Linked DNA regions of Mus musculus: regions 2, 3 and 4 are each linked to region 1. A link is a loop called in an ENCODE intact Hi-C map of the cell type or tissue named here. Cell type or tissue: gastrocnemius. All regions are shown on one strand. Region 1 has its middle 21 kb from the start of Gm10451. Region 2 holds the start of Hspa2 (heat shock protein 2). Region 3 holds the start of Ppp1r36 (protein phosphatase 1, regulatory subunit 36). Region 4 overlaps Mthfd1 (methylenetetrahydrofolate dehydrogenase (NADP+ dependent), methenyltetrahydrofolate cyclohydrolase, formyltetrahydrofolate synthase).

Region 1 (8,000 bases):
GCATGGCATGCATGCTCAGCACAGCTAAACCCAGGTTTGGACTGAACCTCCTTGTTGTTCCCAGCATGCAGAATGCAGCCTTTTGCTTTGTATTGCCAATGGCTCCTGGCTCCTCCTGCAGGTTTGGCATTTCTCACGGACAAGGACCCACTAGCCCGTGCTGTAGTTCCACGTAGGGTAGGGAATGACAAGCATTAACACGCTGGTGTTCTGATGAGAACAGCAAACAAGCTCTGCACCGACTGCGGTGAGGCAGGGTGTCTGCTCTCAGGCCTGGCAGAAGGGCCCAGCCCATGGGATTTGGTTGCCATGGGACGGGTATGGCGCTTCGGAATACATTGGACTGGCATATTTTCTTTCCATTTAAATCAGGGTGCTCTGCGAGTCTCCACCCATTTTAGGAACAGGTTTCTGTGCTTTAGGGTAAGGGACAAGCTATTGAGAACAAGTAGGTCATTGCTCTGTTTCAGCTTACAAATTCCTCTATAAAAACATGTGTAGTGGGAAGAGGTTGTCAAAGTGGGATGTATTCAACATAAACACAAAAGGGCCTCATGAGGAAACGAATACGGCTTGCCAGAGAGCAAGTTCAAAGTCAGGTAGCATTCCTCAGGGGATGAGACCAGACAGACAGACAGAAGGATCTGGAAAAACAGTGCAGGCAGATGGCCATCTACAAGTCAAGGAGAGCAGCCTGGACCCAATCCCATCCTTCTAGTCCTATGGACAGCTTGAACTCAGCTTTCTTGTCTTTAGAGCCATGAAAAAAATATTTTGTTTAAATCGGCTTGTTTTGTTGTGCTTTGTTATAGTAACATTAACAACCCGATATATCATCTTTGCTAAGAAAGTTATAAAGAGGGGAGAAATCTGTCTTTTGGTTTCTGATATAGATTACAGACCAGTGGTTTCCAAGAAAACTTGAGCCTATGGCACTGGTTTAGGATTGCTGAGACATTCAGCCTCATGAACTGGGCAGCCAGCAGATTCTTAGTCTCTCCCGTGCTAGTCGGCATTTGGTGGACTATCCAGACAATCTAATAGCCTGCCTGCTCTTTGGTAAGACAGGATCTCACTGTGTAGTCTTGACATACCTGGAACTCTATGTGCAGACCAGGCTGGCCTCAAACGATCTCTATCTCTGAGTACCTTCAGAGTGCTGGGATTAAAAGTGGAGGATACCATACCCAGCAATAAATCCACTTTTAAAATATATTAATTCTGGGCTGGAGAGATGGCTCAATGGTTAAGAGCATTGACTGATCTTCCAGAAGTCCTGAGTTCAATTCCCAGCAACCACATGGTTGCTCACAACCATCTGTAATCAGATCCGATGTCCTATTCTGTCTGGTGTATCTGAAGATAGCTACAGTGTACTCATATAAATAGAATAAATAAATCATATATATATGTGTATATATATATATATATATCAGTTCTATTCTTCTAGAGAACCCTAACTAATACACCCTATCTAAAAAAAAAAAAAGCCTAAACAACAGCAAAACCCCACCCCATAGCTCCCTAAAACACAACACTGAAATCTCTTAGAGGCTTGGGCTGCCTGGGCAGCTCTCTCGTGGCCAGAGCCCGAATTTCCCATATCCAGGCTAGACACAGCTTTATGGTCGGTGGAGCCGCCTCACTTAGTTCCAGTAGTTCTCTAGTTGAGAGCCACTTGTTGAACACAACCACTGTTAAAAGTGAAGTTACAGAGCTGTGGGGGAGCTCTGAGGTAGAGCAGGCGCTTGGCATGCCGAGGCCTCGGGTTCAAACTCAAGTGCCAAAAAACATAAGACAAACACAGGCAACAGTTTCTTCTTCTTTTTCTTCTTCTTCTTCTTCTTCTTCTTCTTCTTCTTCTTCTTCTTCTTCTTCTTCTTCTTCTTCTTCTTCTTCTTCTTCTTCTTCTCCTTCTCCTTCTCCTTCTCCTTCTCCTCCTCCTCCTCCTCCTCCTCCTCCTCCTCCTCCTCCTCCTCCTTCTTTTACTTTTGAGAGAGGGAGGGAGAAGGAGACAGACAGACAGACAGACAGATTTCCATCTCCTAGACTAGCCTCAAAGTTGCTATTGTCCTCCAATTTATGATCCCCCCGCGTCTACCTCCCAAATGCTGGGTTACAGGCACATGCCACCGTGCCTAGTTTTCGAGCAACTACTTTTTAAAGTAATAAATGCTAAAATATTCACTGCTTCTTAATGTATGTTTAACCTTTGCCTCTGCTTCAAGGGTATTTGAACCTACAGGATCCGTGTGTGGAAACCCTGGGCAATGTCTTTCTCTCTGTGCCTTTCCTCTTGACTCTGTGCTCAGTGAAGTCAGGTTGGTTCCCTGAAATCATCAACAAAACTGTTTCACCCAGGGAAACCAGCAAACGTGGTGTATGCGCCTTGAGGAGAGCCCGGTGTGAGTCATTTCCCAGAATACCACTCTGCAGATGTCAACACGGGCAGGGAGGACACTCCAGGTTCTGATGAAATAGCAGGATAACTGAAAAGCCTGAGACAAGTATTTCAGTGGGGCCCACATCTGATGTGGGATTTTAACCACCAGTGAGCATTGAGAACAAATCCAGTCGTTCACTGTGCCACCAAAGAGGGAGACGATGAGGTGATGCCTGGAAATCCTGCCATGTCTTTGCACAATGGGGGTGGGACAGTAAATAAACAGCCGGCCACTTCCACGCCTTCATTATGCTTTATTACTATGAGGTGACAGCGTTGAGGAGGAAATCTCTGAGCTGGCTTTCCCCTCACCACCCTTAGGACTGTCAAATGCTTTAGAGGGACTCTTTCAGAACTGCTCTAGGCAGCAAGAGAACTGGGACCTCCAAAGGCTCAGATGTCCAGCACCTGCAACCCACTCGTGAATGCTCCCCACTCACAGGTAACAGGTGTTCAGGATCCGAGCACAGCCCAGTTCTCGGGGCAACTATTGCCGTGTATAGTAACAGCTATAAAAATAGCAGGTGACCCCACTTCCACAAGGGGAGCCAGGGTAAGTGTTTCCAGACCACAGCAGTTACACTCTGTGCTGGAGACGGTCCAGGGGCTTGAGGCTGACCTGAGCTTGTCTCCAACCCTTCCCATTTGCCAACTGTGGCCTGGGCAGGGTTTGGCTTCCTCCGGCCTCCATTCTCATCAGCGCTGGAGAGAAACAGGAAAGAGTGTCTAAAGTTGAATGGCTGGAGGGGGAGGGCAGTGGGGGAGGGGTTAGTGAGAACAAAGTATAAAGACACCTATGTATGAAGATGCGAAGATGCCATGATGAAACCTGTTACTTTGCATGTTGACTTAAGAAGCTCAGACTTTTTTTTTTTTTTTGAGACAGGATTGCTCTGTGTAGCCCAGGCTGTCCTGGAACTCACTTTGTAGACCAGGCTGGCCTCAAACTCAGAAATCCGCCTGCCTCTGCCTCCCGAGTGCTAGGATTAAAGGCGTGTGCCACCATGCCCAGCGAGCAGAGACTCTTGTGTGTGTGTATGTGTGTATTTAAAGATTTTTTTATTTGTTATATGTAACTACACTTCACCCCAGAAGAGGGCATCTGATCTCTTTACGGATGGTTGTGAGCCACCATGTGGTTGCTGGGAATTGAACTCAGGACCCCCAGAAGAGCAGTCAGTGCTCTTAATCACTGAGCCATCTCTCCAGTCTGAGCTGTGTGTCTTTTAGTTACAGTGCTTACTGATATAATAAACAGGAAATGGACTTCAACCAACTATAAAGAAGGTGAGATGAGCTAGACAGGGATAGGGTTATGGCTCAGTCGGTAGAATGCTTGCCTAATATACACAAATCCCTGGGTTCCATTCCATAGCGCTGCATGAAGACTGGGCATGGTGGTATATGCTTGTGATCCCAGCACCCAGAAGACAGAAGCAAGAGGATCAGGAGTTCAAGACCATCCTCAGACACATAGTAAATCTGAGACTAACCTTGACTTATGAGACCCTGTCTCAAACAAACAAATAAACAAACAAATGTGGGTCACATGGGTGCTAACATATCTAAATCCTTGCCTATTAGAACAGAGCATGAAAAATTGAGTGTATTACTTAAAGATGCCAATAACAGAACAAAGACATTAGCCTTAAGGATCCAGGTGTGGTGACACAAGCCTTTAACCTGCCATTCGGGAAGCAGAGGTGAGTGGAACTCAGTGAGTTCAAGGCCCGCCTGATCTACACAGTGAATTACAGGACAGTTGGGGCTATATAGTAACACCCTGTCACAAAAAAACAGCCAAACCAAACCAAACCAAACCAACAATTACAAAAAAGTTAACTTTAAAGGGCTTGTGGGTGGGGGGTAGGGGCAGATATGTCTGACTTTCGCGTTTGGCTTTCCAAACTTTTTACTCTAAATTTTTTCTCTTATACTTTATGTGTATGGGTGTTTTGCTGGAGTGCATATGTGTACCATATGAATGCCTGAAGAGATCTTCAGATTCCCAGAAATTGGAGTTGCAGATCGCTGTGAGCTGCAATGTGGGTATTAGAAATTAAACTCAGGTCTTCCAGAAGAGCAGTAAAGGTTCTTAGCCTCTGAGCCATTTCTCCAGCCCCCTGATTTATTTTTAAAAGGAAATATAATTATGGTCCCCTGCAGAAGATCAAGTCATTACAAGAGCAGCCAGTATCCCAGCAGACAGCGCTAATTGGATTCTGTGTATGGGGGTGCGTAAAGTGGGGGGAAAGGGAGCCTGTTAGGAGGTGTGAGGGATGGGGGCGCATAGAGCTGTGGGTGGGTATGATCAAGGCACACTGTACACCTGCATGAAACTGTCAAAGAATAAAAACAAGGTTAGCAAAGAGAGCTTAAAAAGGAAACACACCGTGCATCCTACGGCTTGGTTTCTCATCCGCCTCCCCCTGGAGCAGTTGTTGATTTCAATCTGTTCTTTTCTCTGAAGTTGCGTTTACACGCCTCCCTTCGGGAACACTGGAAACAGTTTATATTTATAGCCCCTTGTCTCTAGGATTCTGTAACTCCTTTAGGCTGGCCGTGTCTCTTGATTTATACTATGCTGGTAAATCATCCCCAATAAAGCCTTTCTTTTCTTGATATATATGTGTACAGAAACAGGAGGGGATGATTTGGAGCGGGAAGGGAGTAGTTTAATCTCTGCAGTGCTAAGCAGAGAAGCCGCAGGAAGGAGCAGTGCTCCCTGGCCACATGGCCTCTCACAGCCTCACAGCCAGGCTGTGTCTAGAAGTCCAGCTTCCCTCTCCAGACTCACACAGCTGGAGACCTTGGGTCCAATCTCTCTCTCTCTCTCTCTCTCTCTCTCTCTCTCTCTCTCTTTCTTTCTCTCAAGATGCATTTATTTTATTTATATGAGTATATTGTAGCTGTCTTCAGACACATCAGACTCCATTACAGATGGTTGTGAGCCACCATGTGGTTGCTGGGAATTGAACTCAGAACCTCTGGAAGAACAGTCAGTTCTCTTAACCACTGAGCCATCTCTCCAGCCAATCTTTTTAAGTTCTCAAACCTGTCATGGACTTCAGGGGGCCCACAAACCCCAAGAGTTACATATGCAACTATTTACTTTTCTGGAAAAGGGCTTGGGTCATTTTCAGACTTTGGATCTCCACAGCCCCAGAACTAAAATGGTCTGGCTCTATGTAGGTCTCCAATTCTCCCAACAAGACAAATTTAAGTGGCTTTTGTACCTAGGGACCAAGTAAAACTGTGCTGTACCTATCACCTTGTCGAGATTCTAAATGTACAGTGATGGTAGGAACCCCAACTCTGGAGCAGACTGCCTCAACTATCTCCTAGCAGTGGGGCCTCTTTGGGACAACATGTGTCCTTCTGCTCTTGCTTCCTGGGACAGATAAAAGTACCTGTCCTGTTAAACAAGTTAATATGGGGGAAGTGCTTAGAACAGCCAGGCACTGGGGCAGTGTCACATGGTCTCCGGTCCTTCACTGTGTGGCACGGTGTGACATAGTGCTTACCTGTAGTCAGGAGTAATCATGGAGTTTCTATGTTGGGAAGATAAACCTGAAGCACCTCTTAGGAGTTAGTGTAGTACCTAGCAGGTCCTGTATGTACAGATGACGCTGCAGAGATGCTGTGGAGAGAGCAGAACCTTCTAGTGGCTCTCTCTTGCTCTCTGTGTGTGTGGTAATCTGCATGTGTATGTGTGTGTGTGTGTGTGTGCGCGTGCTCATCTGCGTATGTGTGTTGTATCTCTTTCTCCTCCCTTCTTCTCCCAGGCCAAGATCCTAGGCAGGCCTGTGCCACAAGCTTAGGGAAAACATCAGAGAAGAAAGCTGGGGAGGAGACAAAAGCTGGCTCAAGTTCAGCAATGACTCAGATCAGACACCCAAGACCAAATGCAAATACAGCAGAGGCTTGGGGTTGCCCAGAGACTGCTTGTCACAAAGCTGACATATGCCCTTCCTATTGTTTTCCTTCCATGTACAGATCGTGTGTGTGTGTGTGTGTGTGTGTGTGTGTGTGTGTGTGTGTGTGCGTACGCGCGAGCGCATGTTGGGGGTTGAACTCGGGGTCTCAAGTGTGTTAAGAATATATAACCTGAGCTAAACCTCAGCCCCATCCCACGACATTATAAATTTGGTTATTTTTCTTTTCATTGTCGTTATACTTTTAATATGTATCAATATAAGTCCCCCTCAACATTTGTTTTGCAAATATTTTCATTTCTATTGGTAGTCTTCAAATTTTATTGATATCCATTTTTTAAAATGTTGAATGATTATATGTTTATGTATGTGGGACTCACATGGCATGGCTCATGTATGAGGTCTGAGGGCAACTTGCCAACTTGCAAGAGTGGGTTCTCTCCTTCCACCACATGGGTCCTAGGGATCAAACTCAGATCTTCAGGCTTGGCTGCAGACACTTTGATTTCTGGGCCACCTTGCCAGGACTTTCCCCCTAAAGACAGCATGGTACACACACTTTAAAGCAGGCGCGCGCACGTGCGCGCGCGCACACACACACAGTTGTTATTTTGTTACTTCATTATTTGTTTGGTTGGTTGGTTTTGAGATGGTTTTGCTGTATAGATCTGGCTGGCTTAGAACTCACTGTATAGACTAGGCTAGCCTCAAAAGGTTGTTATTTGGAAAAGTCCAATTTATTTGTTTATTTTTTTATTCATTTTTGGTTGCTTGTGCTTCAGGATCATATCACAGGAATCACTACTATATAAACCAAAATAGCAAGGATTTATGACTGCTTATAACTTATGACTGTTTATGATTTATAAATTTCAGATGTTGTATTTAGATCTACAAAATGTGTGTGGTTGTTAGTTTTAATTGTCAATTTGACAGACTCTAAAATCCCCTGGCACATGGGCTTGTGGGCAAGCTTGTGGGCATTATATTGATTTCACTATTGAGGTAGAACTACCTGCCCACTGTGGGTGGCACCATTCCCTCAGCAGAGGGTCCTGGACTGCATAACAGTGGAGACGGCAAGCTGACACCAGCATCATGCATTCAGCTGACATGAGCTGTTGTTTCAGGTTCCTATTGCCTTGTTTCCAGACATGGCAGTCTATGCCTCAAGTTGGGAGCTGAAATAAACCATTTCTAGCTTCAATTGCTCATTTCAGGGTGTTTACTGACACCAGCATCATGCATTCAGCTGACATGAGCTGTTGTTTCAGGTTCCTATTGCCTTGTTTCCAGACATGGCAGTCTATGCCTCAAGTTGGGAGCTGAAATAAACCATTTCTAGCTTCAATTGCTCATTTCAGGGTGTTTAATCGCAGCAACAGAAAGACACAAAGATGATGCTTCAGTTCTGCTGTATTGTGAGAAGTAGAAATCTAAGTTCTCTTATTTGTATGTTGGCATCCAGTTACTTCTACACTCGATGGTTGCATGAACTCCCCGAGAGAGCTGTCATGACAATCTCAAAGTCTACTGACCATAAACGTGAACGTTTATTCAAATACTTCTTGCTTTGCCCTCTTCCAAACTATTACACTGACTGAGGCTTTCTGCATATCCCC
Region 2 (8,000 bases), 61 kb after region 1:
ATGAAAGAGCAAAGTAATGGATATTGTCCTGGTCAAAACTCCTGTAAAAAGTCACTTTAAAGCCTTTCATCCCAGCACTTGGAAGGCAGAGGTGGGTGAATCTTTTAGTTTGTAAATTAGAGGCCAGCCTTGTCTATGTGAGTTCCAGGATACCTAGGGCTGCCCCCACCCCCACTGCTCCCTCCCATCTTCCAAAGTCACTTTAGGCCAGGGGTGTTGGGTATAAAGTTGTGCTGGCAGCATTTGGGAGATGGAAGCACCAGGAGCTGGAGGCTAGCCTGGGCTACTTCATACACTCTCAAACATCAGGAGCTGGAGGCTAGCCTGGGCTACTTCATACACTCTCAAGCATCAGGAGCTGGAGGCTAGCCTGAGCTACTTCATACACTCTCAAGCATCAGGAGCTGGAGGCTAGCCTGGGCTACTTCATACACTCTCAAACATCAGGAGCTGGAGGCTAGCCTGGGCTACTTCATACACTCTCAAACAAAAGCATTCTAAATCTATTAGTAGCAAAGTACTTCACCAGATGTTTATGCAATGGCCTGTGTCGTCTTGTTTCACTACATCCTTAAATGCTCACTGCTGGAAGCTTCCACTGGTGTTATACCAGCATAGATTAGTCTGCCTTCACATTTCCAAAGTATCGTCTTTGAAAATGTAAGTATTCTGAAGCAATTTTACAATTGTCCATTTATCTTTCTTCCCCATCTAAATGAGGCTTGTTAAAAGAAACGTCAACTATAAGGTGACAATCCTTTCCAAACCCAATAACCCTTGCTTCCTAATTTTTAAATTAACGCATACTATTTTTCTAAAACTAAATCTGTTACTAACAGAGAAGGATCCACAATAACTTGGAAATATAGCTTCTAAAACTCACTAGTATTTTAAAAATAATGAAGCAAAATCTTATGTTAGGAAGGTATTAAAATGTCTATGAGCTATTAAAACTATTCATTTTCAAATGAACTACTAAATTTCCCCTGAATTCCTCTTACATGAATTTTAAAATGCAATTCCATTAAAAACAAAAACAAGGGGGCTAGAAAGATGGCTCACTGGTTAAGACTGGTCTTCTGAGGTTGTGAGTTCAAATCCCAGCAACCACATGATGGCTCACAACTATCCTTAATGAGATCTGATGCCCTCTTGTGGTGTGTCTGAAGACAGCTACAGTGTACTTACATATAATAAATCTTAAAAAAACAAAACAAAAACAAAAACAAACAAACAAAAAAAAACCCCAAAAACCAAAAAACCAAGCTGGGTGAGGGTGACACACACCTTTACCTTTAATCACTCAGCACTCAGGAGGCAGAGGCAGGCTCCGAATTCAAGGGCCAACAACCTGGTCTACAGAGCAAGTTCTACGATAGTCAGGACTACATAGAAACCCTGTCTCAAAAAACCAAACCAAACCAAAATAAACCACACCAACAAATAAAAAACCAAACCAAACCAAAAACAAAAACCTAAAAAACAAATGGCTCAGCAGGTAAAGGCACTTGCTACCAACCAAAAAATCTGAGTTCGATCCTGGGGGCACACGGTGTAGGGAACCACTCACATAACTAGTCCACTCCCAAATAAATGTGATTTTAAAAAAGAACTGTAACAGTGATTTGAGACAGGTATTGTACAAGCTCTAAGATCTTCAAAGGAGAAAAGGAGCCACTTCCCAAGTAATTACAGCTCCCAGTCAGGTTCTTCCAGAGTTTGCCAGAAGCTCAGACAGTTGAGCTGTTTTATAGGAAATGAAAACAAACTTGACCAGACTGGGACTCAATATTACATCACTCTTAAACTTGCCTGCTGGCTCTTGTTTCAGGAACCTGTATGCCACAAAGCACACTTTCTATAACCCTTTGGCTACTGAGAAAAGATGCTGTCATTTTTGTTACTCTGGAGAAAAGCTATTTTGTACAGGTCTCTGGGATCCAGCCTGTACTGCCCTGTAACACTCGGGTAGCTTTGTTGCTGTTGTTTTAAACTTGAACACTTTAAACTTGAACCAGGGCTTAGGAGGTTAGAGTCACGTGAAGAGACCCCATCAGGTTTCTGAATATTAAAGGGTTATCAAGATTCTTCACCCCCTTAAATTGTTGGTGATTTGTGGCAGGAGCTTCATCTGAGAGGTAGAGAAAACTGGATTAGATGCATTGCACAGCATACTAACTTCTTAAGAGATCAACTCGAGGAAAACATAGGATGAAAAAATTGAAAACGCCAGACAGCAATTTTGAGATCAATTTCAGCTTTACTTTAAATGTGCATTTATGTGTTTACAGAATATACCTGTCTTTAATATCACTGCAGTGCTTACTTTCATCTCATAGTACATAAAAATAAACAATTCAAGCTTTCCTGTGTCTTAGTGTAACCAAGCTTCCACAGGTCAGGTGTGCGAGCATCAGGGTTCTACTTTCAAGCAAATCTCCATGTACATACGTAAGCTTAACAACAACAAAAAGAGCTTAAATCAGCAATCGCTCTAAATGCATTAAAGAGAAACCTCATTTTTCCCCCAAATCAAACTTTTAGAACTAACCTTTTATAACTAAACTAAGTTGTTGCACCTTTCCTTTCATATGTATGCACCAGGCTAAAGACTTCCAATAATAGATCTTACTTGGCACAAGGACATTTAAAAGAAACCAAAACAAAAGGGAGAAAAGGAAAAAAAAAAAAAAAGAAAAAAGAAAAGAAAGGAAAAGAGGTTTACGCGGACTCCAGCGCAAGCCTAGTCCACTTCCTCGATGGTGGGCCCTCCAGAGGAGCCGCCGCCGCCTGGACCGCCTTGGTAAAGTTTGCTGATGATGGGGTTGCACACTCTCTCAAGCTCTTTCTGCTTGTGTTCGTACTCATCTTTCTCTGCCATCTGGTTTCGGTCAAGCCAGTTGATCACCTCCTGACACTTGTCGAGGATCTTGTTTTTGTCCTGCTCGCTAATCTTGCCCCTCAGTTTCTCGTCTTCCACGGTCTGCTTGATGTTGTAGGTATAGGACTCCACCGCATTTTTGGCTGCCACGCGATCGCGATTTGCTTCATCTTCCGATTTGTACCGCTCCGCCTCCTGCACCATCCGGTCAATGTCGTCTTTGCTCAGCCGACCCTTGTCGTTGGTTATGGTGATTTTATTTTCTTTACCGGTGCTCTTGTCGGCAGCAGTGACGTTAAGGATGCCGTTGGCATCGATGTCAAAGGTGACCTCGATCTGGGGGACCCCACGGGGTGCTGGGGGGATCCCAGTCAGGTCGAACTTGCCCAAGAGGTTATTGTCCTTGGTCATGGCCCGTTCGCCCTCGTACACTTGCACCAGCACGCTGCTCTGGTTGTCTGAGTAGGTAGTGAAGGTCTGCGTCTGCTTGGTGGGGATCGTGGTGTTTCTCTTGATGAGTGGGGTCATGACACCGCCAGCTGTTTCGATGCCGAGCGACAATGGAGTCACGTCGAGTAACAGCAGATCCTGCACATTTTCCGACTTGTCGCCGATGAGGATAGCCGCCTGCACAGCGGCGCCGTAGGCCACCGCCTCGTCGGGATTAATGCTCTTGTTCAGCTCCTTGCCGTTGAAGAAATCTTGCAGGAGCTTCTGGATCTTAGGGATGCGGGTTGAGCCGCCCACCAGCACTATCTCCTGGATCTGGCCCTTGTCTAGCTTGGCATCGCGCAGCGCCTTTTCCACCGGCTCCAGGGTCCCTCGGAAGAGATCGGCGTTGAGCTCCTCGAAGCGGGCGCGGGTGATGGACGTGTAGAAATCCACGCCCTCGTAGAGCGAGTCGATCTCTATGCTGGCCTGCGTGGACGAGCTCAGGGTGCGCTTAGCGCGCTCGCAGGCGGTGCGCAGCCGGCGCACAGCGCGCTTGTTGGGCCCAATGTCCTTCTTGTGTTTGCGCTTGAACTCCTCCGCCAGGTGGCTGACCATACGGTTGTCGAAGTCTTCGCCACCCAGGTGGGTATCGCCGGCCGTGGACTTCACCTCAAAGATGCCATCCTCGATGGTCAGGATGGACACATCGAAGGTGCCCCCGCCCAGGTCAAAGATGAGCACGTTCTTCTCGCCGCCCGCACAGCCCTTCTTATCCAGGCCGTAGGCGATGGCCGCTGCTGTGGGCTCATTGATGATGCGCAACACGTTGAGGCCGGTGATGGTGCCCGCATCCTTGGTGGCCTGGCGCTGCGAGTCGTTGAAATAGGCAGGAACAGTGATGACTGCGCTCTGCACCTTGCCCCCCAGGTAGGCTTCGGCGATCTCCTTCATCTTAGTGAGGACCATGGAAGAAATCTCCTCAGGGAAGAAGGTCTTCATCTCCCCTTTATATTCCACCTGCACTTTGGGCTTCCCACCTTCGCTCACCACTCGGAACGGCCAGTGCTTCATATCGGACTGCACTGTGGCGTCCTCGAACTTCCGTCCGATCAGCCGCTTGGCGTCGAAGATGGTGTTTGTGGGGTTCATGGCCACTTGGTTCTTGGCGGCGTCGCCGATGAGACGCTCGGTGTCAGTGAAGGCCACGTAGCTGGGGGTGGTGCGGTTACCCTGGTCGTTGGCGATGATCTCCACCTTGCCATGTTGGAATACCCCCACGCACGAGTAAGTGGTGCCCAGGTCGATGCCGATAGCCGGGCCGCGGGCAGACATCCTGACTGAAAAAACAGGCAAAGCAACGTTAGGACGAAAGCGTCAGGAGAGGCAAGCGCAAGCCGGGACCTGAGCCAACGGTCGCTTCTCACAACTCTCCACGAGCGCGACTAGCGTCTCCCGGAGACCTCTACGGGGCTTCTGGTTCTTATAGTCCCCTCCTCCCTGCCTGCTGGAAACTCTCAGAGCCAATCGGTCCCCGGGCCCGCCCGCTCCAACCCGTCCGGCGCTCCCACAGGCTTGCCTGGTCGGAGTGACCAGCCGGTGGTCCAACTGATATCTAGTTGGGTGAGGCGCTTGACGCCAGCCTTGGGCAGGGAGACCAAGGGGCGGCCGTTATGCAAATGAAGCCCCGCCCAGTGCCTCCAGCCGCTTTGGGGGCGTTAAGCTCGCGCCAGGGGAGCCAGTGTGAAAGCCCCCTTTCCCGTTCTCTTTGCCTTTTCTAAAGCGTGATTCGCTAACATCTTTCAGATTGGCGGGGCAGATGCCCAATGAGCAGCGCAGAATCCGAAGCGTGTGGCAGGGAGGCGCGGGGCGGGGCGCGCGGAGGCAGCACGGAAGGGGCGCTGGCCTCCGAAAGGGTTTCTGTACCGTTCGGTGTCGGGTGCCGCCACTGACTCGGCTCCCGGGGCCCGAATTCCTTCTAGGGCGGTTGCATCGAATACAGAACGGCTGGGATCGGTTCTCGCCTTCCCTGCCCCTGCTGTTCCTGTAGCGGGGACTGGGGCTGGGTGAGGGGCGGTTCCAGGGCGGGGACTGCGAAGTTGGGCGGGTACGAGTCAGTACCCCTCCCCCTTCCCAGCGCGTCTCAGAAAGTGCGCGACCGGGGAAGGATGCGGGGTGCTTACCCGGGAGGCGGGTGGCTTCCCGCGCAGCGCGAGCGGCTACGGCTCGCGAGCCGCCTCCGCCCAACTTTCTCCCTCGGCTTTCCTAGTTTATTTTCTTTCAGGCGCCCTAATGGGCGGTTTTGACTTCTTGGTGGCACTGCGTAATAAGCCAGTGTCACCCCTCTGACTCCCGTCCCCGCACGCGTGATCTTGTTAAGGAATTAGTCCTTTTGCGCGGAGTTCGGTTGAATGAGAAGAATAGGTTGGCAGCACAGACTTGTGAGAGGAAGTAGATGAAAAAGAGTCTTTGGCACTTGTTTAGCCGGAATCTGAGAATAATTTTGGAAAGTATTCTCTGGAACAAGGGGGTGGGCAGAAGCTGGCTCCTGTAAAAGGACTCCCTACAGGAAAACGGAGACCTGTAATGTAGAACGACCGCCTCGCCTTACGGATGGGAAGCTGAGGACAGTCGTCGCTGTAAAACTTTGACAGGTGCCCAATATGAGATGAAAAGAACAAGGGAAACGGGCCTAAGTCGTGTGATAAGGGGGTAAGCCAGTCCGGTGACAACAGAGGGCAGGGAGGGGCACACAGAGCCTGAGGGGAAAACATCAAAGCATCCCTGAGGAGGTGACATGCCTAACTCCTGCAAAGGAGAGTAAGAAAAGCATTCTTTATCGAGGTTGAGGTGGTGGAATGTGGGCGACGAGGAGGGCAGAAGAGTTCAGAATTGAAGATTAGAATCTGGATATGTTAAGCAACTTTTTGTGCTTTGGGGTGTTTGTTAGTTTGTTTGTTTTTGTCTTCGAAGCTCCAGGAAAGAAGCACCCCTCTGAAACTGGCCAGTAAGTCGTGTGAGACAGTGATGGAGAAGACAGTATGAGAAACATGAAAGTTTTCGTTGTCTAAAAGGTAATGTTGACAGAATTCAATAAAAAACTTTAAAAGAGCTTTTGATTAAAAAAAAAATTATCTGTGTGTGTGTATGCAATGTGGTGCAGAGGCCAGAATTAGAGACCCTAGAGCTAGAGTGACATTTGGTCCTGAGCCACCTGACACAGATGCTGGGAACTGAACCCAGGTCCTTTGGTGAAGCAGTAAGTGTGCTTACCCTCGGAGCCATCTCTCCAGCTCAGAGTTCTACAAAACTTAATCGGGAAAGTTTTAAAGATTCTTTCTATTCCTATATGTAATTTACAGTTTCAAAACCACGTTTGCCATTGGCAACTGCAGTTCTCTATTTTCCATGAAAGAAACTGAAGAAAAACTTGAAATAGGAAAGGATTAAAGAAAATATCAGACCATATGTGATAGTCTGTGCTTATATACCCAGCTCTGGGGAAATTCAGCGAAGAGGAAGAGAGGGGATGGAGCTGAAGGGATGGCTCAGCTAGGAAGGGGACTAACTACTCTTGCAGGGTCCTGGGTTCTGTTCCCAACATGCATATGGCGGTTCACAACCACCATTAACTCCAGTTCTAGGGAATGTCACCACTCTCTGACGTCCTTGGGCTTTTGTATTCAAGTGCACATAAACTCATAAAGGCACGCACATACATACATACATACATAAGTAAAAAAATAAATAAACCTCAGGCAAGCAGATGGTACACATCCATGTAGACAAAACACCTTTATTATATTATTGTTATTATTATAATATTTTTAAATGAATCTTTAAATATGGAAGGTAGCGGGCTGGAGAGATGTCTCAGCAGTTAAGAAGCTAGCAGCTTGCTCTTATAGAGGGCCTGGGTTCAGTTCTCAGCATCCTAAGATGAGGACTAACAAACATTTGTACCTCCAGTTCAATAGGATCCAACGCCCTCTTCTGGCCTCCAAGGGCACTGCACATGACTCAGGCACTCTCCTTACAATTTAAACAAAACAAGACTGAGAGCTGCCAGGCCCAAAACCGGTTCATACAGAGACCCTTAGAGCTTCATTTCTGAAGTAACTATGTCCTATTGATGAAGCCATTGCAGACAAAACTTGTAATCTTCCACCACATGCATCTTTAACAGTTCACTGAGATGACAGCAGCAGCTATACCTGTGTTTTTAGCTGCATTTTTCTGCTTGCACTTTTCACCTGGTAAAATTACATTTTCACGCTGTACACGGTATCTTGAGCCTTCCCCCAAAAGATACAGTAATAGCACCTTTATGTGACACTTCTTCAGTCACAGAATGTTAGCACATACTGATCTTATATTGACATCTTTTACATTTCCTGTGTTTATGTATAATTATGTTTTAAAACAGGCTTTTTTTTTCTTCTTTTAGATAATTCAGAATTCATTTTAAAAGTTCGGGTGGGTGTGGTGGCATGTTCCTAATCTCAGGACCAGGAGGCAGGAAGATTACTGCATACTGAGTCCAGGTCAGAATGAGCTATAGATTGAAACAGGAAACCCAAAGTAAATTAAAAGTTAAAATCACAGTCCATTATACATTGTTAAATCCGCACTTTTTTTTTAAAACCAGATAATATTGTGTTATCAGTGGTGTAGCAAAAGAGGCAAACCC
Region 3 (8,000 bases), 48 kb after region 1:
GAAGGAGGAGAAGGAGAAGGAGACTGAGACGGAGAAGGAGGAGAAGGAGAAGGAGAAGGAGAAGGAGAAGGAGAAGGAGAGGAGAAGGAGAAGGAGAAGGAGAAGGAGAAGAAGAAGAAGAAGAAGAAGAAGAAGAAGAAGAAGAAGAAGAAGAAGAAGAAGAAGAAGAGAAAAGAAAAGAAAAGAAAAGAAAAGAAAAGAAAAGAAAAGAAAAGAAAAGAAAAGAAAAGAAAAGAAAAGAAAAGAAGAGACTGGAGAGATGGCTTAGCAGTTAGGAGCACCGACTGCTCTTCCAGAGGTTCTGGGTTCAAATCCCAGCAACCACACGGTGGCTCACAACCATCTGAAATGGGATCTGATGCCCTCTTCTGATGTGTCTGAAGGAAGCAATGGCGTACTCACATACATAAAATAAATAAATCTTTTTTTTTTTTTTTTTTTTTTTTGGTTTTTCGAGACAGGGTTTCTCTGTATAGCCCTAGCTGTCCTGGAACTCACTTTGTAGACCAGGCTGGCCTCGAACTCAGAAATCCACCTGCCTCTGCCTCCCAAGTGCTGGGATTAAAGGCGTGCGCCACCACGCCCGGCAGAATAAATCTTAAAAAAAAAAAAGAAGAAGAAGAAGGAGAAGGAGAAGGAGAAGGAGAAGGAGAAGGAGAAGGAGAAGGAGAAGGAGAAGGAGAAGGAGAAGGAGAAGGAGAAGGAGAAGGAGAAGGAGAAGGAAAGTTCAGTATACAGAAAGCACACTCAGAAAGGCAAGGCAAGGTCACACTAGTATTTAGCATCCATGCTGGCAGTTAAGATTTGCTCTCCTGTGGCTAACCTGTCTAAACCCAAGCTCCCTCTCCAGTTCAGACTCACCCTGTGTGATGTCACAGGAGCTACTGACCAGGATTTTCCTGACATCTCAGAAGAAAAAGACAAACCTAAATGACTGCTTTGGAAATAGCAAGCTACTCAGAGATGCTGAGAGAAACATAGTCTATAAGATGTAAATGCTTGCAGGAATGTATGTACCTAAGAGGTAGTAAGCTTGTCCAACATGAACAAAGGCCCTGGGTTCAAAGCCCTGGGGTCAGCATGGTAACACAAAAGTAAAACAGAAACATTTAACTTTGACTCTAATGTGAAGTCTCGGAATTATCTGACAATACATCTAAGCTTTTATAGTTATAAAACTTAAGTATGAACTACGCATGCTTTAACCAGCTCCTTGCTGGACCTTCAGCTTCATCTGCCCAATAGCTTATGAGATTTTTTTTTTTTGGTTTTTCGAGATATTTATATATGAGCCTGCAATCTCAAACATTTTTTTCATAACACCAAGCCCAGACCCAAACCACTAACCCCATAAGGATAAGGATGGGGGAGGGGTGCAACCTGTAGGGACAGAGTAGCTGAGGGATAGAGAGGGATTTGCCTGCCTCAAATGCCCGAGGTGCTGAGTTTAATCCCTAACAACAAAAACCCAAGTATCTTTTTTTTGGTTTGGTTTGGTTTGGTTTGGTTTGGTTTGGTTTGGTTTGGTTTTTTGAGACAGGGTTTCTCTGTATAGTCCTGGCTGTCCTGGAACTCACTCTGTAGATCAGGCTGGCCTCAAACTCAGAAATCTGCCTGCCTCTACCTCCCAAGTGCTGGGATTAAAAGCATGCGCCACCATGCCCAGCTTTATTATAATAATTATTATAGTGTATTGAATTGGGTGGTTTTGAGATGGCCTTATTTAGTTCAGGATGGCCTTATGATCAATATATCTCTGAGGTTGATCTTGAACTCCTGATCCTTCTGCCCGGCTCCAAGTATCTTAAAAGAACAACTGTGTGCTCGCTTAGGCAGCACATATACTAAAATTGGAACGATACAGAGAAGATTAACATGGCCCCTGCGTAATGGAGAGGAGCCTGAGGAAAAGAAGGTTCAGTGGCAGGCCCAAAGTGGGATCCAGCTCAAGGGGAGGCCCCAAGGCCTGACAATATTTCTGAGGCTATGGAGCGCTCAAAAAGTGACCTATCATGACTGCCCTCCAAAAGACCCAATAAGCAGCTAAAAAAGTCAGATGCAGATATTGGCATCCAACCAATGGACAGAAGCAACTGACCCCTGTTGTTGAATTAGAGATGGCTGAATGAAGCTGAGGAGAAGGGCAACCCTGTAGAAGGACCAGCAGTCTCAATTAACCTGGACCCTGAAAACACTGGAACACCAAACAGGCAGCTGATATGAGGCCCCCAACACACATACAGTAGAGGACTGCTGGGTCTGTGTTCATTCAGAGATGATTCACCTAACTCTCAACAAACTGGAAGCCCAGGGAATTTAGAGGTCAGGTGGGAAGGGGGTGGGGGCATCCAGGTGGAGACAGAGGAGTGGGGAGGTGTGGGATGTGGAGCAGTCGGAGGCTAGATGGGGAATAGAATATGGAGTGTAAAAAGTAAACTAATTTAAAAAACAAACAAACAAACAATTGTTTGGTACATAACTATGCTGCCCTGCCTGGCTTAGATACATACGCCTAGTCACCATCCCAAAGAAGTTTTAGTTTGTTTTTTTTTTCTCCCTTAGGCTAATCATTTTAATCTTACAAAATTTACTATAAACTGCAGAAGGTGTGATGTCATCTGGTCAATTTAAAGTGTGTAATCCTATAACTTAAAGGGCAGTTTTGGCTGGGCATTGGTGGCACACGCCTTTAATCCCAGCACTCGGGAGGCAGAGGCAGGCAGATTTCTGAGTTCAAGGTCAGCCTGGTCTACAAAGTGAGTTCCAGGACAGCCAGGGCTCCACAGAGAAATCCTGTTTTGGAAAAAAAAGAAAAGAACAGAAAAGAAAAGAAAAGAAAAGAAAAGAAAAGAAAAGAAAAGAAAAGAAAAGAAAAGAAAAGAAAAGACAAGACAAGACAAGACAAGACAAGACAAGACAAGACAAGACAAGACAAGACAAGACCCTGGCCTGTGAGCAAAGCAGGTAGACGTTTAAACTATCTCAGCCACCAGAGACCTGTGCAAATGGGATACATCATCCAATCTCCCTCGAGTTCCTTTGCTCTTGAAAAATCTCAGCTCCTTAATGGTAAACTGTTCGGATGTTTCAGAGGGTGGTTTATACGGTTAGTACAACGGCTAGTGCATAGAAGGCAGCTCACCAGACATTATCAGAAAACTGTGTCTTTAAGGCTGTTGAGCAAAATCACTATCTTCAGATAGTGGGGTTCCATTTTATGTTTTAAGACTCTTCTGTATGACTTAGTACCCCCTGCCCCAGCACATGTCATTGTCATAAAAATGCTTTTTTATATTAAAAAGTTATATTAAACTTTACCTTTTAAATTCCAGAGTTTTTGTTTCGTCTTTCCAATACCACATTCCTAGTCGTAATCCACATTGCTGTAAAATGAAATGATTGCATCATACACAACTAAAATTCACTTTCCAACCTACATGTCACTACAAACCTTTAATAACTCCTGCTCTTCCCTCGTTAATTTTATTAATTAATCACATTGAAGACGTCCTTGAGTTTCTGCTCCTCCTGTCCCTACCTCTCTGTTGCTGGGATTACAGACATTCGACGTTACACCTGGTTTATGTGATTCTGGGAACAAGGATCCAAAACAGGGATGGGTGCATGCTAGAATGTCACTCAACCACCTAAGTGACACCCCAGCCGACTTCATTTTATGTGTTTGGGTGTTTTGCTTTTTGTGTATCTATCTGTACTCCATGTGTGTGTGATGCTGGCAGAGGCCAGAAGAGGGCACTAGATCTCCTGGAGTTGAGTTAGCAATGGTTGTGAGTCGATTTGTGGGTGCTGGGAATTGAACCTGGCTCCTTTGGAAGAGCAGCCAGTACTCTTATTCACTGAGCCATCTCTCCATTGTTTGTGGGTTTTTTTTTTTCTCTTGATTTTATCCTTTTTGTTTTCGGATGTGATTTCAATATGGAAAGGGAAGAAAGGATGGAGAGAAAAAGTGGGACAGCACGCAAGGGGAAGGTGGGAAGGTGGGAAGGGAAAGGGAGAAAGGAAACTTAGCTCAAGGCTAGTAGTCAGGCATTTGGAAGATATCATACAGCAACCTTTAGTCTAGATTTAAGTTAGACTCCCATTAAAAAAGGAAGGGAGGGAGGGAGGGAGAGAGGGAGGAAGGAAGGAGCCGTTGCCCCTACCTTCAGGAACAGAAATTCCTATGTTAGCAGGGTGCAAACAACCAGCCCTTGTTTCCCCGGGGCTCTACCCAGAGCCCAGCTTCTCCTATCTCACAACCACATACAGAAGAGAGTGGACTTTCATAATAATCTACATATCCGTGTGGGAAGTCAGACAGAATTCAATTCCGACAACACACCTCTTTACTTTTGCATTTGGGGACAAATAAGCTCAACCGTTCTTGAAAACTGCAGGTATCAGATGAAGGCGTCGAGCCGCCTGCGGAGGAGCAGGAGCGCAGAGAACAGGACCAGGACGCCAAGCGCTGCCCTGGCCTCCCTATAGAGTCCCTACTGGGCTCCCCCAGTGCCTGCTACACGCCGAGAACGGGTCCCGGTCAACACTGCCCTCCGCCACTCGGCCCAGGAGCGTGCGACCAGGCTGCACTTACGTCCAGCCGGGTAGAGGATTGCCCGACAAACTGCTTTCTCCTGGAGTAAAACTCTGGGACGGTGAACATGGCCTCACTCTTGACCATCACACCCGCGTCACCTGGGATACCGCCACGCCGCCGTCCGGCTGGCGCCGGAGGGGCGGGGCTCCCGCCGGACGGGGGACCCCGAGCACTCTGGGTGTCCCAACCCCTGCTGTGCTCGCGGCCAGCCCGGACTTGACGCTTCCTGCAGTAACACGCGCCCCGCCCCCCCGCCCCCCATGAAACCCTCACGCTGTGCTTTGATTGGACTAACTAGGTACAATTCTGTAGGAAAGACCTGTTCCAAACTGCTTTGGCGAGCATAGTTAAGCTGAAACACAGTGAGTGGGCCTTAGCTTGATTTGGAGAGTTCGATTAATGGAAGAGATTATGGGCACGGAAATACAATGTTTTGGAGGCAGTTCTCCATAACTAGTCGAACCTGTTTTTAACCTACTTCTGAAAATATCCACATCTCCGGGACGGTGGTGGTATACGCCTTTGAATACGAGAATTCCAGAGAGGCAGAAGTAGACATCTCTGAGTTTGAGGTCAGCCTGGTCTACAGACTGAGTTCCAGTACAGCCAGGGCTACAAAGAGAAACCTTGTCTTGAAAAACAAACTTTCTTATAGAACCCAGACCACCAGCCCAGGAATGACCCCCACCCACAATGGGCTGTGCTCTCGCCCTCTGCTCCCCATTCATTAATAAGAAAATGCAGCCAGGCGGTGGTGGTGCATGCCTTTAATCCCAGCACTTGGGAGACAGAGGCAGGCAGGTTTCTGAGTTGGAGGCCAGCCTGGTCTACAAAGTGAGTTCCAGGACAGCCAGGGCTATACAGAGAAACCTTGTTTAAGAGAGAGAGAGAGAGAGAGAGAGAGAGAGAGAGAGAGAAGGAAGGAAGGAAGGAAGGAAGGAAGGAAGGAAGGAAGGAAGGAAGGAAGGAAGGAAGGAAGGAAGGAAATGCCCTATACCGGCTTGTCTACAGCCAGATCTCATGGAGGCATTTTCTCAGTTGAGGTTCCCTTCTCTCTGATGACTACAGCTTGTGTCAAGTTGACATAAAACTAGCCGGTACAAGTGTGTAAAGCATTGACCTTGGTAAGTACTCTAAATTAGTGCTGTTCTAAAACGAAAGCGGTGACAACTTGCTCAGTGGTGATGGGTATTCAAACCAGCTTGTGTTCACACAGGTCATGAACCTTGTGCTTTCTCTTCGCAGTTGAACCGGCAGGCCGATTTGGGTTATTTTCCCCTCTCCTGTGTGAGCTAAATGAAGAGAAGACTGGGAATGCCTGATGAGTCTGCTTTTGTATCCCCACAGCTGATTAGGTATGAGTTGCACAGTAAATATCCATGTATCCAGAACCTTTACAATCATGGCAACATGCATGCCACTGCCTGCTCTAGTCTCCCAGTCTTCTAGCCACTGGCTATGACAGTCTAAAACTGTAATCAATACATCCTTGTCCTATTAACGGGACTCAGGTCCAGTTGTTGATGAGGTTAGTTCAAATGCACGGGAACACACCTGTGTGCCTCTAGTGTTAAGTCCGAGGAAAAGGGCAAAGCCTGCTTACTAATTGAAAGGGGAAAAAGAAGATACTAACCTAGATAGATGCCAGGAATTATTTAACAAGCAGTATCTCCCAACTTGGGAGTGGTGTGAACCAGGAGAAAATGAGATAAGGTTTCAGAAAAGGCTAAGACCAAAGAATCTAGTTATTCTATAATCAGGAGAGAATGTGAAAATAAACCCAGATAACCCTCAAAACGTACTAAAGGCTAACAGAAAAATCAAGGGTTTTATAGACCTCTACCGTCTCTAACCTTGGTCTAAACTAAGGTGAAAGGAAGTCCTGAAAGATTAAACCGTTATTTAAAATTAGCATGAAAAGCCAGGCGTGGCGGTGCAGGCTTGTAATCGCAGTACTCTGGAGGCCAGCCCGGGGCCCACAAGGTGGAAGTGAGAGCTGGCTGCAGATTGTCGTCCCCTGACATCTACATGCACACAACAAAACAATATGAACATAACAAGCTTTTTCAAGTTTATACTGTTATAAAGTAGAAATATTCTACTAAGTATCCTGTGGAAGAAAGAATTTTTGTTTGTACCTAATCAAGAGACATGTTTAAGGGGCTGGTGAGATGGCTCAGTGGGTAAGAGCACCCGACTGCTCTTCCGAAGGTCCGAAGTTCAAATCCCAGCAACCACATGGTGGCTCACAACCACCCGTAATGAGATCTGATGCCCTCTTCTGGTGTGTCTGAAGACAGCTACAGTGTACTTACATATAATAAATAAATAAATCTTTAAAAAAAAAAGAGAGAGACATGCTTAAGATCTTATAGATACTAAGGGGGAGGCTTGAAAAGATGGCTAGGCAGTTAAAGATGCTCTTGTGGAGGACCGGGATTTCTTTCCAACTGTCCACATGGTAGCTTTTTTTGTTTGTTTGTTTGTTTTTTTGAGGCAGGGTTTCTCTGTGTAGCCCTGGCTGTCCTGGAACTCACTTTGTAGACCAGGCTGGCCTCCAACTCAGAAATCCGCCTGCCTCTGCCTCCCAAGTGCTAGGATTAAAGTCGTGCTCCACCACACCCGCATTTTTCTTTTTCTTTTTTTTATTGTGTCAGATCTCATTATGGATGGTTGTGAGCCACCATGTGATTGTTGGGATTTGAACTCAGGACCTTTGGAAGAGTGGTCAGTGCTCTTAACTGCTGAGCCATCTCTCCTAGCGTGGCACATGGTGGCTTTTAACCCCCTCTGTGACTCTAGTTTCAGAGATCCAACCTCTTCTGATGTCCCAGAGCAGGAGATATAGCTGTGGTATACATACATATACACATATATAACACTTGCAATACATAAAATAATTTTAATTTAAAAAGCAACTAAGGCTGGGCACTGATGGAACATGCATTTAATCCCAGCACTCGGGAGGCAGAGGCAGGCAGATTTCTGAGTTCGAGGCCAGCCTGGTCTACAAAGTGAGTTCCAGGACAGCCAGGGCTATACAGAGAAACCCTGTCTTGAAAAACAAAAAACAAAAAACAAAAAAAAGAAAAGAAAAGAAAAGCAACTAAGGAGCATATAACACAGAACAAAATTTCTGGTCTCAGATTTTCAGAGTCAACATTAACTGAATAGAAGCATATACTAGTGTGGGGTGTGGTAGCACACACCTTTAGTCACAGCACTCAGGAGGCAGAGGCAGGCAGATCTCTGTGAGTTCCAGGTCAACCTGGTCCACACATTGAGTTCCAGGACAGCCAGGGCTATGTAGAAATACTATTTCAAAAAAATAAAATAAAACCATATGTTTATTTAGTGAAAAAGGCATAGAGTTTCACAGTGTTGTAATTCTGCTCATGAAAGA
Region 4 (8,000 bases), 170 kb after region 1:
CAGCCTGGGCTACATGATCAAAACAAACACCAAAACCTCCAAATGAACTGAACATTAACAGTCGCTGTGCCAATAAAGACAAGAAAAAAGTTGGTAAGTTGGCCTTCTGGTGCATTCTGCATGGTTTGATGGAAATTCCCTCTCTGCTGTGATACAAAGGAGGTGGACAGAAAATAAAATCCCAAGCTATGCTAATTGTACACAGAGCAAAACAACATATGGCCCTGAAGTCAGGCAAACGTCTAAAGGCTGAAGGCTGGCAAGTGTTACAGGAGGAGTTAATAAACGGGAGAATGATTAGCAGGATAAAGAGATCCATGAAAAACCAAGTCACCAGTGCCAGAGCGTTCTCAGAATAAAACGCACACATGATTCAAGTGATTAGACATCATTTTCCCACTTCATGACACCCAAACTTTCTGCATAAAATTGAAACTTAAGAAATGTTATTTTTGGTTAATGCATGAACTCCCCTGAAATCCTCATTTCAATCAACACTGAATAGACATTCAGCCAACCTCACAAAGGGACATCTACATTGCAGCTAAGGCTGACAAGCAAAGGATATGACCATTCTGGATAAGTATCCTGACCCAGGAGCCTCCTGGAGGAGGGAGAGATGGGGGCTACCAAAGTACAGGGGGCGCACAGCCTGGGCTGGGTACATACCTCTCTGCCATGTTATGGTTTCTGGGTCAATATCCAGTCTTGCAAATCTGTTTATCTCGTCATCTGTCAGCGTGGTGGGGTCAGTCTTCTCAATGCCTAGCCTCTGAAAAGAAAGGAAATTAAAACATAAAATAAGACAAGAGCCAGCCCTCAGGAGGCAGAGGTAGACAGATCTCTGAGCTTGAGGCAGTCTGGTCTACACAGTGTATTTCAAGACGGCCAGACCGTCTCAACCAAACCAAACCAAACCAAACCAAACCAAACCAAACCAAACCAAACCCAAACCCAAAACCAAAACAACAGTATTCATCCATCCATCCATCCATTCCTCTGTTTCCTGATTATAGATGTGACAGCTACCAGTTGCTTCAAGCCCCTGCTGCTTCAACTTCCCCACTAAGATGGACTGTACTTTGAACTGTAAACTAATATAATCCCCCACCACACCCCCCAAAAAAGTCAAAACAGAGAAGCATACTTTTTTTAAATTGACCTTATATTGAGATAGGGAAATAAGGACTATGATTGAATCATGCCTGTGGCACACCCTTGGAATGGCAGCGTCTTAAATCCAGAAGGGAAAACTGTGACCTGAGCCCCTGGCTAAGCCTGGAGGTTGTTTCCTGTCCCACTCGGTATGTCTGCTCTGTAACTGAGCTCCAGAGACTTCTCTCAACCCAGCCAAAAACAGCCCCAACCAAGAACCACCACAATGCATTTCTGGATTCACTAACTATATTGAAATGAAAAAGAATATGCACAGTTTTAAAAACCAGACTGAGAAACCCAAGAAACCCAACTGAAGTCAAAGTTTAGGAAAGGCAAAATTGAGCAGCAATCAATGAAAAAAAAATCAATTTAAACTCTTTTACACGCTTTTCTATGGCTCAATACTTTCCCTGGCTTCTTACTGTTCTAAAAAGACATAAAAAAGGGTCTTTATTTTTCTCCTTACAGAAGTTAGATACTTTTAAATTTTATTTAATGCCTGTAAGGGTCACTTCTCGAAATGGAAATGCTTATCAAACAGTGCCCTCCTCATCTTCAGCAGACACGAGTCAAGAGCCCCAGCAAGACCCTTTCCTCCCTTCCTTCCTCTCTTTTGAGACAGGGTTTCTCTGTGTAGCCCTGGCTGTCCTGGAACTCACTCTGTAGACCAGGCTGGCCTTCCACTCAGAGATCTGCCCGCCTCTGCCTTCGGAGAGTTGGGATTAAAGGTGTGTGCCACCACTGCATGAGACCATGAGCCTAGGACTCGACACTCTTCAAAGACACCCACAAGCGGCTCAGTTGCCCTGCTGTTGGAGGTGAGGGTCAATCTCAACTGTCAATGTCATGAGGTCTAGAACCACTATAGCTCTGTCATGATGGGGTCACACTCAGACTATAGCTCTGTCATGATGGGGTAACACTCTAAGCACAGGTTTCAGGGGAGGCGTAAACAAAGCTAAGGAATATCAAGCTGCTCGAAAGCTAGCTAGTGTGTTCTCAGCGGGCAACAAAAGCCACCAACAGAAACCCAGATACAAAAATTATCAACAGAGTTGTAAGTAGAGCAACATGTAAACAACATATCTGGGTAAAGGAACCTCCAGGGTTACTCTTGCAGCATCAAAACACAGAGTTGCTCAGGGCAGGATAGAAGGCCTGGGGGTTAAAAACTCTTGCTGTTCTTGCGGAGGACCCAGGTTCAGGTTCCAGCACCCATATGGAGGCTCACAAATATCTGTAACTCCAGTTCCAGGGGACCAGATGCTCTTTTCTGGCCTCCAAGGGCACAAGGCGGTGTAACACACACACACACACACACACACACACACACACACAATAAATTATCAAAACAAAACAAACAAAACTCCCACAAAGCTTCAGGGTTTGGGGATGTATGTAGCTCAGTAGGAGCTTAGTAAGCACGAGGGCCTGGGTATACTCCTGAATACCACACAAAAAGATAAGTTGCAAAGAATTAAAAATAATTGAACAGAACTGTTGATAAGCAGCACACACCATTTCAGCAAGTGCTTATTATGTGCATATATAAGCACACATAAACGATTTCCTTACTTCAATAGAATTACACACGAATATCCCTCTGCTATTCCTTTATAGTTAGTTACACCGTCCCTTGATCCACGACTCTTGGCATAGACTAGTCTGATGTCCTGTCTCCCTGAAGATACCACAGAAGCAGAAGCACAGCCTGTGATCTTTTTTTTGGACACTGGCTTCTTTGATTAGACATAATGCCTCTGAGAGTCAACCAAGTTGCTGTGCCTTTCAGCAGCTCATTTCTTTTAATTGCACAGATGCACGGCAATTTGTTTAACCATTCATCCATTGAAGAACACTGAAGACTTTTCTCACTTTGGGGAGATTATTAATAGAGTCATTAAAACATGTATGCACAGGTTTTTGTGTGAATGCCAATTTTCATTTTTCATGTAAAATAAAAATCGAAGACAGGAATTATTAGGGTATGTGGTGAAAACATGTGCTCGCTGGCTATAGAGGTTTGGGTAGATTATTCAGAATGTAAATCTACTTGCTTCAAAAGCCCAATGACCTGAGATTAGTTCCTCAAACCTAGGTAAAGCCAGATGTGGGGTGCACATCCATACCCGGCACTCCTACGCAAGATGGAAAGAGACTAGAGAATGATGTTCTACATAGCAGCAGAAACCAGAGAGACCCTGCCACAACAAATTGGAAATTAAGGACTGATTCCCAAAAGTTGTCCTCTAATCTCTACATAGTACTGTGACCCACACGTGCCTACAGTTAATACACATAAATTTTTTTTACATGGATATAAATATAGAAATTCAAATAAAACACAGGAGTTACTAATACTCTGATTAAGCTCGTCTCATAGAAGACTGAACCAAGAGATGGCCCACAAAGAACATGTCCTCAAGATCCCAGGGCTAGGGAGGCCAGGGACCCAGAAGCTGCACATCTCCACGATGCTGCCCTCAATCTTCACATTAGAAAGCTGCGCCCTCGCTCTTCTTAGCTGAGGACTAATTGTCAGCTCTATCTACTATACGATCAATCACTATAATTTATAAAGAAATGAGGGAAACCCCTGCCTTCAATCCTTGTTATCTTTAATTAAATTTCTTATGGTATCATCTATCTAGTAGGCAAAAGCTTACCCGTAACCTGCGGATTTGGATGTCAGAGAATTTTCTTATTCCGTTTACTGAAGGTACCAGACGATTAAAGAGAGCCTTAAAGAAAGAGAAGAAAAGAGCTTTAGATGAGGGGGTCCTACTGTCATGGCACCAAAAGACCAATACTAATTCAGGTACCCCCCCCCACACCCTCGGCATTCTACCTTGTCTGTCTGGGTCAGCTCATGAAATATCCGAGCATCAATGGCAGCAGCCACGAGGTTGTTAGCAGCAGTGATGGCGTGGATGTCACCAGTGAGGTGGAGGTTAAACTACAAAAGAGCGGAAGCCATAGCAGTCTCTAGCTCTGCCTTTTCCAACCTGCAGCCTCCCACAACCAACACAGTCTCCACACTAACACCAGTGGGTGCTGGCTGAAGTACTGCTCTTGGACAGGCTCACGAGTGGGCTTCTATATGCCAAGGAGGCTGAAGGAGGACTGCCACCAGTTCGAGGCCAGACTGATCTACACAGTGAATACTGAAGAAAAAATAATGCCCAGTTATCTGGCCTTTGAAACAACTCCCAGTGAAGGAATTAGCAGTTTTCCATATAAGTGTGCAGAGAGCAGAGCACCACCCCCCTCACGGCCAACCTCCTGCCAAGGTCAGAGGCTGCACAGGGGCATAGACAGTTGTTCCCCTCTGGGTCCCCACACTGCTCCTGAATCCCCAAGCCCCTGATGCTTCTGGGGACCATGTGGCATGCATGTGTTTGCTTGTTCAAAATGACTATCCCCATTGAAAGGTTGTGCCTAAGTCCAACCTGTTGTCTCAAGTCTACACTCAAGTCCACAAATAAAGGTTTTTTTTGTTTGTTTAATATACTGCTCCTGCCAAGAAACAAGTGGAGTGCCCACTAATCATTCTCTCTCTCTCTCTCTCTCTCTCTCTCTCTCTCTCTTTAAATCTCATCTCTGGAAAGGAAACTCTATCACACAGGGTAGGGTTCAGTCAAACCCTGAGCGGTTTTACCTCTTCCATAGGAATGACCTGGGAATAGCCGCCTCCTGCAGCGCCACCTAGGGGACAGAGCAACAGCTGGAACTCAGGTTAACTTGCTTCTCTGTGAATTGGAACCCAAAGACCAACAAACCCATTTTCATATCTACTAAGCAAATTGTTTGTTTACTCTCTCCGTCACTTGGACAGATGTGAGCAGGTGTTTTCTAATTTCCTTTACCTCACTGAAACGCTTGATCACGTTCACGCTGAACAGGCTCTCAATTGAAATCGGAGTGCAAATGACAGAAACATGCACACACACATACATACCTACTCATTATCTTTAGAAGCCGGTTCCCCGTGATTCCTAACATGTTAGAAACCCAGATGACAGCTACATAAAGGCAAGCCCGAGTAACTTCCTACTCACGAAGCTACTCTAGCTTCCAGAAAAAGAATCTCGAAGGTACACACCGAACAGAGACACCAACTCTTCTAGAACATAAGATAGCTATCAGAAAACAGCCGAGCCTCGAAGGTGCTGTAGCCCATGTGGTCAACAAGAGGCCGGTCAAGATGTCCAGGATGCTGTAAGGATGCCGTAAACATCAGCACGAAAGAACAGGTTTCATTTTTGTGAGGAAGACAACGCAAGGAGGAAAATTCAATATGAGGAAAGAGAACACTGGGTTCTCGAGTCGGAATAAGGGACAAGGCTTCTAGAGTCAAAAGGGGGTTATTACAACAAGCTCCAAGGCGGGGCACAGCGGCACATACACACTATTCCAGCACTCGGGAGGTAGGAAGACGGCACACAGGTCAACCTGGGCTACACAGTGTGTTCCAGGGCAGCCTGAAATACCTGGGACGACCTCGTCTCAAAGACAAAAGGAAGCTAACAGACAGCAAGTCAGAGCTGGCAGGAGGGAAGAGGTGTTCCTGCTGAGAACATTAACTACTGGGACAAGCAGAAGATGATCCCTTGTCAGCCAGCAAACGGAAAAGCCGCCTCTAAGAACATAGTATAATTAAGAAAAACAGTTTCAATTAAAAGAGTATGTTTTGAAAGTAGAAGCAACGCTGTCTAGGAAAACAGAGAGGAGCAATGGGAGGGGGAGGAGGAAAGAGGAGGGAGGGCATGGGGTGGTCTGGGGTGCACAACGCACAAATGTGTAAGGAGCCATTATGTGGCACAGCACCGTGTACACTGAAGATGCGCAGTGGAAGCTAAGACAACAGCAGAAGCATGTCTGCGTGTGTGTGTAGCTCAGGGGCTGTGTGTGCCCAGCACGTGTGATGGCCTTAATTTAACCTCAACCAATGTGTGCAAAATAAATACACAATGTCAATAAATAACATGAAGGAACCAAAAAGAGCAGCACTACAGAAGCACGGTGGCCGAAACAAGGAGGTTAAATACAGCGATCCAGTGTCCTCACCTATTCAAGTGTGGTATACAGAGGCTGAAATGGGCGCGAGGCAAGAGTCACCATGGCTCGCCACTTTCCCAGTGCTGGGACCCTTTCATACAGTCCTCCTTGTTGCGGTGACCCACAGTCATAAAATTCTTTTAGGTGCTACTTCAAAACTGTAATTTTGCTACTTATGAATCATAATGTAAATATCTGATATGTGACCCTAAGGGGGTCGGGACCCATGGGTTGAGACCATTGCACTAGTGGCTGGTGAGAGTTAGTGGGTTAAAGACACACACTGCCACGCCTGACTGCCAAGTCTCTAGGATCCATATGATGAAAATAGAAAATAAACTTAGGAGGTGGTGCTCTGACTGCCACACATAGGCTGTGGCTTGAACTAAGTCACTCACCCATTTACTCACCCACAGCCAACTAACTAACTAACTAACTAACTGACTAACTGTGTGATGGAGCCTTAACCAAATCACCAGTAAAGTCCCACTGCTGCTATCATAAACGGTAATGACATGTCATGGGAGGAGAGAATGACGAAAACACAAAGTGCTTAGCACGGTACCTAGCAGAAAGCATTCACTAAATGAGTCAGGGAGACATCGGTGTGGCTGGACCATTTCAGTGTAAGCCTGGACCAGCAGCTAGGATTTCCTTTGCTGTTACTAAGACAGTGGAGTGGATACCGGGGTCAAATAAAAGCCCTTTGAACTCCATTTTACACATCCCGAGATTCTCTGCATATGTCAAAAGGATAGACCTGGGGTAACAACGAAAGCCTTTCTCAAATGCACCACAATACAAATGTCTGAAGCAAACATTTCAGCTATCTAAACCAGCCAAAGCCCTCCTGGGTGAAGACTCAGTCTGGGAAGACTAAAGGAAAGGCAGGGGAAGGCAGGCGCCTCTGGCCACAGTACCTTTTATCCCAAAGGTGGGGCCCTGCGAAGGCTGTCGCACACATGCAAAGACGTTCTGTCGCAGGTGGGCGCCGAGGGCCTGCACCAGCCCGATCGTGGTGGTACTCTTCCCTTCTCCCAGCGGTGTTGGAGTAATTCTTCAAAGAAGAGAGAGACAATAGAATTAATGTCACCCAAGTCACTGTACAGTCTAATAATAATCTAATCTAAACAGTAAGAACAAGGGGCTGGCAAGATGGCTCAGTGGTCAAGGGCACTTGCTGTTCTTCGAGGACTGAGTTCGCGTCCCAGCATCCATGTGCCTAACAAGCCATCTAAGCTCACGGCCATCTGTAAGTTAGCCCCAGGTACAGCCTTCCCCTGAGTTTCATCCAGAACTCATACAGAGGTGGCAAGCAAGAACCAGCTCTACAAAACTGTCCTCCCACCTCCACACTTGCACCCCTGCATGCAGACATCATTTACATATACAATAATAATAAATACAACTGTAAAGAAGGTTAGCTCTACTCACCACAAGACATATAACTGACCCTTGACCCTGATGTCTCATGAATTTAAGGTTTTTTTTTTCCAAAAAAAAATTGACATTTTTTTTTTTGCCTACATGTCCACAACATGCAGTGCCTGAGGAGGCCAGAAGAGGGCATCAATCAGACCCCTCAGGGCTGGAGTTATAGACAGCTGTAGGTGCTGGGATTCAAACCCTGGTCCTCCGGGAAAAGCAGCCTAGGCTCTTAATCATCAAGCCATCTCTCCAGACCCATCCCCCACTTTAAAAAAAGATGTATTTATTTGTTTTTATTTTATGTATACAAGTGTTTTACCTGCATGCATGTACGTGTACCACATGCATGCCTGGTG

Evidence for each region. A loop is a pair of places that touch in the nucleus more often than their neighbours do. Peaks named below come from ENCODE experiments on the same cell type or tissue, not always from the same donor. Only the 100,000 strongest peaks of a DNase experiment are listed, where the experiment ranks them.
Region 2: it touches region 1 in a loop (3-fold over the local background); 16 of 42 quality-filtered maps call a loop at or near these places.
Region 3: a loop joins it to region 1, with 2.3 times the contacts of the local background. A loop is called at or near these places in 15 of 42 quality-filtered maps.
Region 4: a loop joins it to region 1, with 3 times the contacts of the local background. A loop is called at or near these places in 9 of 42 quality-filtered maps.

What each region holds. Positions count from the first base shown.
Region 1 is chr12:76,461,893-76,469,892 of GRCm38, reverse strand. No RefSeq gene overlaps it. Among named protein-coding and RNA genes, the nearest start is that of Gm10451, 21 kb to the right of the region's middle. In gastrocnemius, no CTCF peak of the experiment used is centred here; DNase peaks (open chromatin) are centred at 71, 237, 655 and 3,031; H3K27ac peaks cover 1,280 bases.
Region 2 is chr12:76,401,179-76,409,178 of GRCm38, reverse strand. It overlaps Hspa2 (heat shock protein 2), which reads right to left and starts at 5,003. Exons shown (of 2, transcript NM_001002012.1): 1 at 4,890-5,003; 2 at 2,241-4,650. The coding sequence starts at 4,645. The coding sequence ends at 2,744. 4930426I24Rik (RIKEN cDNA 4930426I24 gene) reads left to right here and starts at 5,185. Exons shown (of 4, transcript NR_166810.1): 1 at 5,185-6,022; 2 at 6,284-6,384. In gastrocnemius, CTCF peaks have their summits at 1,104 (motif pointing left), 3,905 and 7,298 (motif pointing left); DNase peaks (open chromatin) are centred at 3,954, 5,021, 5,386, 5,917 and 2 more places; H3K4me3 peaks cover 4,149 bases; H3K27ac peaks cover 1,960 bases.
Region 3 is chr12:76,414,311-76,422,310 of GRCm38, reverse strand. It overlaps Ppp1r36 (protein phosphatase 1, regulatory subunit 36), which reads right to left and starts at 4,712. Exons shown (of 11, transcript NM_001163103.1): 1 at 4,595-4,712; 2 at 3,319-3,383. The coding sequence starts at 4,681. It also overlaps the pseudogene Gm25563. In gastrocnemius, a CTCF peak has its summit at 3,749 (motif pointing right); no DNase peak of the experiment used is centred here; H3K4me3 peaks cover 791 bases.
Region 4 is chr12:76,290,254-76,298,253 of GRCm38, reverse strand. It overlaps Mthfd1 (methylenetetrahydrofolate dehydrogenase (NADP+ dependent), methenyltetrahydrofolate cyclohydrolase, formyltetrahydrofolate synthase), which reads right to left. Exons shown (of 28, transcript NM_138745.2): 12 at 7,137-7,273; 13 at 4,817-4,863; 14 at 4,007-4,114; 15 at 3,825-3,899; 16 at 670-772. Among named protein-coding and RNA genes, the nearest start is that of Gm40444, 18 kb to the right of the region's middle. In gastrocnemius, CTCF peaks have their summits at 4,867 (motif pointing left) and 7,780 (motif pointing right); a DNase peak (open chromatin) is centred at 4,856.